2 separate regions of the Homo sapiens genome follow, and region 1 is linked to region 2. Evidence: read pairs that join two places in POLR2A ChIA-PET (ENCODE). Cell type or tissue: CD4-positive, alpha-beta T cell. All regions are shown on one strand. Each heading gives the region's core, and the rest is flanking DNA. Links, peaks and the distances in the headings are about the cores only.

What was found. ChIA-PET counts read pairs that join two places held together with the same protein. Peaks named below come from ENCODE experiments on the same cell type or tissue, not always from the same donor. Only the 100,000 strongest peaks of a DNase experiment are listed, where the experiment ranks them.
Region 1: POLR2A ChIA-PET joins it to region 2 with 6 read pairs; 3 of 35 experiments call an interaction of 5 or more read pairs at or near these places.

Annotation. Positions count from the first base shown.
Region 1 is chr10:119,783,377-119,788,750 of GRCh38, reverse strand. The region is part of intron 3 of INPP5F (inositol polyphosphate-5-phosphatase F); the gene reads right to left. Among named protein-coding and RNA genes, the nearest start is that of INPP5F, 60 kb to the right of the region's middle. RefSeq lists a silencer at 2,320-2,614. In CD4-positive, alpha-beta T cell, for the core only: no CTCF peak of the experiment used is centred there; DNase peaks (open chromatin) are centred at 2,490 and 3,900.
Region 2 is chr10:119,112,729-119,118,102 of GRCh38, reverse strand. It overlaps DENND10 (DENN domain containing 10), which reads right to left. Exons shown (of 9, transcript NM_207009.4): 4 at 436-584. Among named protein-coding and RNA genes, the nearest start is that of DENND10, 11 kb to the right of the region's middle. In CD4-positive, alpha-beta T cell, for the core only: no CTCF peak of the experiment used is centred there; no DNase peak of the experiment used is centred there.

The DNA of each region.
Region 1 (5,374 bases), core at 174-5,173, 670 kb before region 2:
CCCTTTCCTTTGTCCCAACCTCTAATAGCCCCCTTCCTAGCACCTTGTGACATGTTTACACAAGTGAGAATCTTCTTTTAAATCCATTCCTCAAACATGGAATCCACTCTGAGAGCCAGCAGGGTACAGTGTCCCAGCCCAGGCACTGGAACTGTAAGGACTATAGTCTGATTGGGGCAGGTCAAGGAGTAAAGGCTCTGATGACACTGCTTAGGCCTCCTAACTCTCTCGGAATGAAAGAACACTCCCTGCTGTCTCTTCCTCTGGTCCCCATGACAACAATCTCTCGGGGTCCTTCCCCATCTCTGGCTGTTCCTTCTCAGTCTCCTTTGTGGGTGTATCTTTCTTCTCTAAAACTGATGGTATTCCCAGTGTTCTACCCTTAACTCTCTTCTCCGTCTTCATGCTCCATCTAGAAAATGTCACCTTCTTTCCTAATTTTAACTACTACTACCTTTGCTAACTCCACTCTTTTCCCCTAATCTCAAGACTGATGCATGTGACGTCTCCCCCACACTGAGACACACTAGACCCTCAGACTCAGCATCTCTAGAACTGCGCAACACCTGCTCCCCAAATATTGTTCCTTCTCTGGTATGCCCTATTTCAGGTAATGACTGCACCACCCACTGGATCATTTAAGCAAGAAACCTTGGAATCATCTTCCATCATTCTCCTTCTCTAAGTCTCTCCTATCAACCCCAACCACTTCATGCCCATTGCTATGGTGTTGATTCAGATCCCTATCTTTTGCCCAGACCAGTATTTCTTCATGGAAATGCTACTGGCATGGCACACAGGAGATGTTCTATGCAGGATTATCCAACTCAGTGCAGACACTCTAACAGCTCCCCTCATGATCTAGGGAGTTCCACCTGAGCACCAGGCCTCAAGTGCTAAGCATGGCCCCAGGATCCCATCTCCCATGAAGCCCTGTTAGTCCTCTTTACTGTGTAGGGGCCAAATTCCCACCTGCTACTGTCTGCTTCTAGATGCAGACCCAGAAAGGCCTCTGGCTTCAGTCTGATCTACTTTAAAAAATGCTTATTCTCTAAGCTTGGCATTTCCTTCCTTCCTGCCTGCCTGCCTGCCTTCCTCCCTTCCTCCTCCCCTTCCCCTCCCCCTTCCCTTTCCTTCCTTCTATCCTTTCCTTCCTTCCTTCTTTCCTTCTTTGAGACAGAGTCGCACTCTGTCACCCAAGCTAGAGTGCAATGGCGCGATCTCAGCTTGCTGCAACCTCCGCCTCCCAGATCCAAGCGGTTCTTCCACCTTAGCCTCCCGAGTAGCTGAGGCACATGCCATCATGCCTGGCTAAGTTTTGTATTTTTAGTAGAGACAGGGTTTCACCATGTTGGCCAGGCTGGTCTTGAACTCCTGACCTCAAGTTATCTGCTTGCCTCGGCCTCTCAAAGTGTTGGGATTACAGGCTTGAGCCACCACACCTGGTCTTTTCTATTTTTATTTCTTTTATCTACCCTCATCCTGGGCTTGAAACAGAGTTAATATAAGCCCATCATCCCTTAACTTCCTTATGTACAATTCCAAAATCCAAAAAACTCTAAAACCTGAAAGTGTATCTTTTAAGTTAAAAACTCATTTAATGGCAAAGCATGCCCTGAACTGATATGAAGATACTGATAATCATCACTTACCTCCCTTAGTATGAACATTCATACCATTGTTTAAGAAACATTAATGTGTTTTATCGTGGGGTAATGCTCCAGAACCACTTTAGAGGGTAGAAAATACAGGGAATAACCTTTTGAAAACCCCAAAAAACTTGAATTCTAAAACAAATATGGCCCCCCAAGAAGTTCAGATAAGGATTGTGGATCTGTATAACAAAGTTCAAACTCATGGAAACACCTTCACTGGAAGGTTTTCTCTGTCTCTTAAAAGTGATTTTTTCTAAATAAAAATCTAAAATTACTGGCCAGGTGCAGGGGCTCACACCTATAATCCCCAGCACTTTGGGAGGTAAAGGTAGGCAGATTGCTTAAGCCCAGGTATTCAAGACCAGCATGGGTAATATAGTGAGACCCCATCTCTTCAAAAAATAGAAAAAAAAAAAATTAGCAGGGGGTGGTGGCACATGCCTGTAATCCCAGCCACTTGGGGGGCTGAAGGCAGGATGATTGCGTCACTGCATTCCAGCCTGTGTGACAGAGCAAGACCCTGTCTCAAACAAATAAATGAGATTACTATAAATGCAAACATTTCCAGTGAGTATGTTAGAATCTGCTACACAGTTATCTTTAGAAAATAAAGTATAGAGCACTACCTTTCTGAAAAGGTTAAATTCAGTCCTGACAAAAAACAGGGATAGAGAAAATTACTTCTTAGGATTCCTTCCCAGTCCTAAGGTATTTTGTTTACACAGAGCCCCAGGGATTACAATGCATAGCACTGGCAACAGGATCACCTTCCCTTTTCCAGAGGCCCAGCCAGTTCTGTGTGGTATGTGGTTAGGTCCTTATCACAACTCTGAAACACGCGATCTCAAAAAGACAACACCACAGCCACAAGCTCCACAGCACTTCCCTAGTTTTTAAATTACGCTTGCAACTTACATCTTGTGACCGAGACTAAGGGTTGATGTTGCTGCTGCCATTTAAGAAAAGGGACATAAATAATTTTATGTGAAAAGCTGGTACCTACATCCATCTGAAGCTAAAATTTTAAACAGGTGTCTGATGGAAACTAAATACGGAAAATGATGCGGTTATCCATTAAGGCAATGAGATACGCAAATAAGATATGCAGACATGGAACATAAGCCTATATAACTTTAAAGGGTATTTTTTTTCTAAAGAAGCAACAACTAAGTCCTCATTGTTTAAACCATTACAGATTCTTCATACCCTTATACAGGTTTTTAATTTTTCTTTTTTAGAGACAGGGTCTCACTCCACCATCTAGGCTAGAGTGCTGTGGTGCAATCACAGCTCACTGCAGCCTCAAACTCCAGGACTCAAGTAATCCTCCTGCCTCAGCCTTCTGAGTACCTGTGACTACAGGTACACACAAATATGCCCAGCTAATTTTTAAATTTTTCATAGAGACAGGGTCTTGCTATGTGGCCCAGGCTGGTCTCGAACTCCTGGCCTTAAGCAATCCTCCCACCTCGGCCCCCTGCCAAAGTGCTGATATTACAGGCAAAGTCAGTCTCAGTCTCTCTCTCTCTCTCTCTCTCTCTCTCTCTCTCTCTCTCTCTCGAGCGGATCACAAGGTCAGGAGATCAAGACCATCTAACCAGGCTAACACAGTGAAACCCCATCTCTGCTAAAAATACAAAAAATGAGTCGGGTGTGGTGGCATGCACCTGTAGTCCCAGCTACTCGGGAGACTGAAGCAGGAGAATCGTTTGAACCCGGGAGGCGGAGGTTGCAGTGAGCCGAGATCGTGCCACTGCACTCCAGCCTGGGCGACAGAGCGAGGCTCCGTCTCCAAAAAAAAAAAAAAAACAGTCTGGCAGTTCCACAAAAGGTTAGATAGAGTTACCATATGACCCAGCAATTCCATTGCTAGGTACACACCCAAGAGAGATTAAAACAAATATACCACCAAGAACTTGTATGCAAAATGGCTTATAATAGCATTATTCATAATAGCTAAAAGGTGGAAACAACTCAAATGTCTACCAACTGATGAACAAATAAATAAAACATGACATACCCATACAAGGGATTATCTGGCAATAAAAAAGAATAAAGTACTGCTACACACTACAACTGGCATGAACCTTAAAAGCTATGCTAGGTGAAAGAAGTCCATCACAAAAGGCCACGTGGTGTATTATTCCGTTTCTATGAGATGTCCAGAATAGACAAATATTTACAGAGACAGAAAGGAGATTAGTGGTTGCATGGTGCTGGGGAGCTGGAGTTTGGGAGGAAGTGAGGAGTGGCTGCTAACGAAGACAGGGTTTTTTCGGGGGATGATGAAAGGTTCTAAAATTGATTGTGGTGATAACCACATGACTCTGAATACACTAAAAACCATTGACTTACATACTTTAAACGGGTGAACTGTAAGGTATTTGAATTATGGTATGTGAATTTTTTTTAACTGGCAAACAAATAAGGCATATATTTGCGATAAAAAGACAACAGAGGCAGAAAACTAGAAATTCTATTAATACCCGTCTCTGAAATAAGATTGCTTCTGCTCCAATTACAGAACACAGACTTAGGCTTTAGCAAATCTGGGAACAGTGACCACATTAAAGGATGCTGCTGGAATAAATGCAGATTATTCAAACTGATACACAGACATCCAAATCAGAAAGTCATACTAAGGAGAAATAAGTAGTTTTGTTTAACAAAGTCTTCCTATGTTCTTAAAAAAATAATAAGACTAGAGGGAAATATGTAAAAGTGCAAAACAGAGAAACTATTCTGAAACATGTGAAAGTAACACTGGTCCTCCAAAGAGCCTAGGCACAAATGGAAACACCCACCAAAACTCAGTAGAATATTGATAACAATTATTTCCAAGTGGAGGAATTTTTTTTCTTCTCTTTTACAATTTACTGTATAACCAAAAAACAATTTAAAAAGGATTAAGCTTCTAAAAACTCTTTTAAATTGAGTTATATGGAAATTGAAATAGATACCAAGATTTAAATTAACATGTTAAAAGATAATAAAGTTGTGATTTTCAACATGTGGTTCTTTGCCCTTCCTGTTGTTCACTGTTGCAAAGTTCCTTTACCATAAAACAGGATTAAAAGGAAAGAAAAAATGGCAAAAGTGTAAATTTCTAAAATTTTAATCTCTTGAGAGAAAGGTGTACCAAACTATTCACTGAGATAGGACCTGGAAATACTTTCTCTGTAGTTACTTTTACTCCCAATTAGCAAGAGTCGTTACGTATACTCAACTCTTAACGTGAACCACGATCTCGCTGGCCCTGAGAAGTACGGTAGTTTATACTGTACAGCCCAACAGCTGTAAAAATAATTATGTCAATGGAGGAAATCTCACTTCCTTTTTATTTGAATATAATCTCTTTCCCTTAGACTATCGAGAGAGAAAAAAGGGAAAGTATGAAGAATAAAGAAGCTCTTAAAGCTTTGATAATATTCACACTTTTGCCCTTAAAGACTCCATGTAAATGTTAGTTCCTAAAGCCATCTTGGTTTTTTCCCTTTTTATTGAATAGTCAGCTACTAGTCTCAAAAATGTTACAGATTGGTGGCCATGAAGGACATCAGAACACCTCCCTGAAAGGCCTAACAAAGGTCCCAACCTTTTCTGGATGATGTGTGACATTTAATTTCCGAAGAACTGGGAGTGCCAAATATGCAAATCATGACTGGCAGATGGATAAAGTGCTGGGCGGGCTGGTTCCCATCTCTAAATCAAACTGCCAG
Region 2 (5,374 bases), core at 288-5,287:
TTCTAATTAGATAATCTAATTATGTAATTATTCTATTAGGCACAATAGGATCTAATGAGACTGTTTTTGGCTTGGGGATTTTGTTGTTGGAAGGGTTTTGTTTTTACCTTCTTTTTTTTGTTTTTTGTTTTTTTTTTGAGACGGAGTCTCGTCTGTTGCCCAGGCCGGAGTGCAGTGGCACAATCTCGGCTCACTGCAACCTCCGCCTTCCAGGTTCAACTGATTCTCCTGCCTCAGCCTCCCGAGTAGCTGGGATCACAGGCGGGTGCCACCACGCCCGGCTAATTTTTTGTATTTTTAGTGGAGACGAGGTTTCACCATGTTAACCAGGATGGTCTCGATCTCCTGACCTCGTGATCCACCCGCCTTGGCCTCCCAAAGTGTTGGGATTACAGGCGTGAGCCACCGTCCCTGGCCTGTTTTTTCCCTTCTTACCTTTGATGGAGCCAGCCAGGTAGGCCTTTCGGGCATCAAAATCCTTACTAAGGAAAGAGCCGTTTTCTTCACTCTGGCATATCCCCTTTGTGAGAACTGCAATATAACTCTCCATCATTTTAACTGGGCTCCCATGTTTCAGGTACATTCTGTAAGAAAGGACAACAAAGCAACTGTGATTTCATTTGGCACAAATCATGTACAGATGTGCACCCAGGCTGGTATGGGTGCCTTCTCAAGAATCCGAGGCCACCTTGCTACTGCCCTTCTGAATGCTTCACTCTTCTGTTTTTTTTGAGACAGAGTCTCACTCTGTCGCCCGGGCTGGAGTGCAACGGTGCAATCTTGGCTCACTGAAACCTCCACCTCCTGGGTTCAAGTGTTTTTCCTGCCTCAGCCTCCCGAGTACCTGGGATTACAGGTGTGCACCACCACACCCTGCTAAGTTTTGTAATTTTAGTAGAGTCGGGGTCTCACCATGTTGGCCAGGCTGGTCTCAAACTCCTGACCTCAGGTAATCCGCCCACCTCAGCCTCCTAAAGTGCTGGGATTACAGCTGCACTTACTGCACTTACTGCTGAGTTACTGCGCTTGGCCTGAATGCTTGAATCTTTTCATGTAGAAAGTAGTATTACTTTCAAGTAGCATCATTTCTCTCTAAATTAAAAATATATTTCAAAGAAAAAGCAGCCGGGCGCAGTGGCTCATGCCTGTAATCCTAGCACTTTGGGAGGGCAAAGCAGGCGAATCACCTGAGGTCAGAAGTTGGAGACCAGCCTGGCCAACATGGCAAAACCTCACCTCTACTAAAAATACCAAAAAAAAAAAAAAATTAGCCAGGTGTGGCAGTACATGCCTGTAATCCCAGCTACTCAGGAGGCTGAGGCAGGATTGTCGCTTGAACCAGGGAGGCAGAGGTTACAATGAGCCGAGATTGCACCACTGCATTCCAGCCTGGTCAACAGAGCAAGATTCTGTCTCAAAAAAAAAAAAAAAAAAAAAGAAAGAAAGAAAGAAAAGAAAAAGCTTGAGAGACCTTCAACAATTCTTTGGACTCAGCCATCTCCTTACATCTGGGAGCCCCTTGTTGTACTAAGGCAGGAGAATGAAGTACGAACTTCCTGAGGTCCCAGGATTCTCAAGAATGTTGTGCACTTATCCTGTGTCTTACATTCACAACTGGGGTTCTCAGTCATACAACTCTGTTTTATCACTGAGATTTCCTTTGACGAGAAAGGAGTTTTACGCACTGTTCACAGAGAAACCAGTAATTAGTTGTAGAACCCATACTTATTATTAAATGAGTTCCCAGAGGTAGCTATATTTAGATAATTAAGAAATCAAAACTCCTTTAGGTTTCTGGTGATAAATGCACATTAGACATTCATCGTCAAGTTAAAGCTTCTAGAAAATGCTGACAGGAAACTGGCTGCATTTATAGCTCACATGTGGAATCCGTCTCTTCCCCTTGAAATCTCTTCCTGTGAGCAACTAAAATTAAATTTTGCTTGAGAAACATGACTGGGTCTATTTGGGCCTTTCAGGAGCTGGTGGGATAGAAAATCGGGAAGAAAATAAAACATATTTAAGACAGATCACTTGAGGGCCGGGCACAGTGACTCATGCCTGTAATCACGGCACTTTGGGAGGCCAAGGTGGGCGGATCACTTGAGGCCAGGAGTTAGAGACCAGCCCGGGCAACACGGTGAAACGCTGTCTCTACTAAAAATATAAAAATTAGCTGGGCCTGGTGGCTCACACCTGTAATCCCAGCTACTTGGGAGGCTGAGGCAGAAGAATTGCTTGAACCCAGGAAGAGGAGGTTGCAGTGAGTCAAGATCACACCACTGCACTCCAGCCTGGGCAACAGAGCGAGATTCCGTCTCAAAAAAAAAAAAAAAAAGATCACTTGAAAATTATATTTATCATAGACTAAATGAAAAAAGCAAGTGTTTTAACTGCTTGCCAACTTTTGTCAATCATCAGTGTTTTTTTAAAAATTACCAATTCCAGCACTTTGGGAGGCCGAGGCGGGCGGATCACGAGGTCAGGAGATCGAGACCATCCCGGCTAAAACGGTGAAACCCCGTCTCTACTAAAAATACAAAAAAAATTAGCCGGGCGTAGTGGCGGGCGCCTGTCGTCCCAGCTACTTGGGAGGCTGAGGCAGGAGAATGGCGTGAACCCGGGAGGCGGAGCTTGCAGTGAGCCGAGATCCCGCCACTGCACTCCAGCCTGGGCGACAGAGCGAGACTCCGTCTCAAAAAAAAAAAAAAAAAAAAAAATTACCAATTCAATTCACAACTTGACGGAAAAAAAGTAGAGAACAATGAATGTGGTGAGCTTTCACACATGTAAAATACATTCAAACCCAGGAACTCACACACAGGCTCACACAGGGAGAAAAACTTCTCTGATAGGATATAAAGAAGGAGGTCACGGGAGTTGTGTGGGGTGGGGATCAGGAGGTAGAACTGGAGTCTGGGAACAGGAGGAGGCGGCAGCTCAGTTTTCACTGCATATTCTCCTGTGTTTCTAAATGTGCTTTATTACTACCAACAACAAAAAACCAAAATGCCATTAGCTTTCTAAAATAGAGGCCAAGCACTGTGGCTCATGCTTATAATCTCTACACTCTAGGAGGCCGAGGCAAGAGGCTCACTTTAGGCCAGGAGTTCCAGACAAGCCTGGTGAACATGGTGAAACCCCGTCTCTACTAAAAATATAAAAATTAGCCAGGTGTGGTGGTGTGCACCTGTAATTCCCACTACTTGGGAGGCTGCAGCACAAGAATCACTTAAACCCATGAGTTGGAGGTGGTAGTGAGCCGAGGTGGCGCCACTGCATTCCAGCCTGGGTGACAGAGTGAAACTCTATCTCAAAAAAAAAAAAATTATAAAATAGAAACAATACACAGTAATAGAGAAGAGAAACATAAGGTTGGTAGGATAAGATGACTTCCTACATGACAACCCTGGGCCAGGAGAGATAAAACAGAGGGGGAAATCCCCCCAAAACCACTCCACAGGAAAAGCCCACAGTGCGACCCCAAGCACCTTGTTCAGATAGACATCCATAGGCTGCCACACATCGAGGCCTGTACAGCTGACTGCAAGTGTGCATGAAACCCCGGTTCTCTAGCAGGGCCACTAGCAGCAAGCGACTAGAGGCTGAAGAGGACCACAGCAGTGAACCTGCAGCCACATAGGGAATGAGGTTCCCTCCTGCGGGCTTCTGCTGCCACTGTGAGCAGCAAGCTGTGTGTGGAAGGCACGCCTGCCTGCTCCTCACCAGAAATGGAGGGAGGCAACTCCATGTTAAACTGTCATGAAGAAAAGAAGTCTTTGCCTATGAGTGTGTGCATGTACACACAGACCTGTGTGTGTGTGTGTGTGTGTGTGTGCAAATACTTGGATGTGCATACATGCAAGAGTGAGCATAGTGCTGCATGAAGGGGCAGGAAGCAGAGGAGGCGGCTGGCAGTAGCTCCGAGTCCTCACTTCTCTTGCACTGTGACGGGAGAAGAAATCCAGGATACTACAATGCCACGCACTGCACAAGCTGAGAAACCCTCTGGGCCTCCTTCTGGGCAGGAAGTGGGGTCTGAAGCAACCTTGCCTTTTGGACTCCAGAATATTTCCCAGTGAATTCAGTTGAGCAACATAACCCTGACTCAACCAAATGAAATGGGAGTCCAATGTTTGTTCAAAAATACCTCTGTAGTGTTTTTAGTTTATGGCTTCTGGATAGCGTCTTTTCTGGCAATAATAATCTCCCTTTGTGTAAGTGCCACATTAGCAGACAACTGTTTATCCACAGTGAGACATTCACCTGGTTCTTATGAGAGTAGGAAGCTTTTTTATTCTGGCTGGTTGCAAAAATGGTGAAATCTCATTTAGCCAAGATATAATCTAACTGAAACCCTTAGGTAATGAGAAGATAGTCTTATGATAGAGTTTTTCTCTTTTTTTTTTTTTGCTTCTTTTGGTGTGTGTATATACATTCACGCACAAAAATAGCCAAAAGCCTACCATTTATTAGGCTTATAAAACAAAAACAATTCCCTTCACCCTCAGTGCCCCCAAAAATCTCTGTATTAGGGAAAAGCCTGACGGTAACATGACACCTAGAATTATAATTCTATCTAGTAACAACATTTTTTTTTTTAAAGGGCTAGGTGCAGTGGCTCACGTTTGTAATCTCAGCGCTTTGAAAAGCCAAGGCAGAGGATCACTTGACCCCAGGAGTTCAAGACCAGCCTGGGCAACATAGTAAGACCACCTTTCTACAAAATATATATATATTTTTTAATTAGCCAGGAGCAGTGGCACACACCTGTAGTCCTAACTACTTGGGAGGCTGAGGTGAGAGGACTGCTTCAGCCCAGGAGTTCAAGGTTACAGTGAGCTATGATCATGCCACTGCACTCCAAGCTAGGCAAAAGAGCAAGACCGTGTCGCTAAAAAAAAGACAACAACCAGAAAAAAAAAAAAAAAATCACGACTAAAACCCTGCAAGGCAGGGTGCGGTGGCTCACGCCTATAATCCCAGCACTTTGGGAGGCCAAGGCGGGCGGATCACTTGAGGTCAGGAGTTCAAGACCAGCCTGGCCAACATGACAAAACCCCCTCTCTACTAAAAATACAAAAAATTAGCTGGGCGTGGTGGCACCCACCTGTAATCTCAGTTACTCGGGAGGCTGAGGCAAGAGAATCGCTTGAACCCAGGAGGCAGAGGTTGCAGTGAGCCAAGATCGCCCCACTGCACTCCAGCTTGGGCAACAAAGGGAGACTCTGTCTCAAAAAAAAAAACATAATAAATAAAACTCTGCAAAAGCCTTCATCATTAAGAAAGAGCTAATATCTTTAACACATAAAAAAAGAGTTTCATCACGCCTATAATCCCAGCACTTTGGGAGGCCAACATGAGCAGATCACTT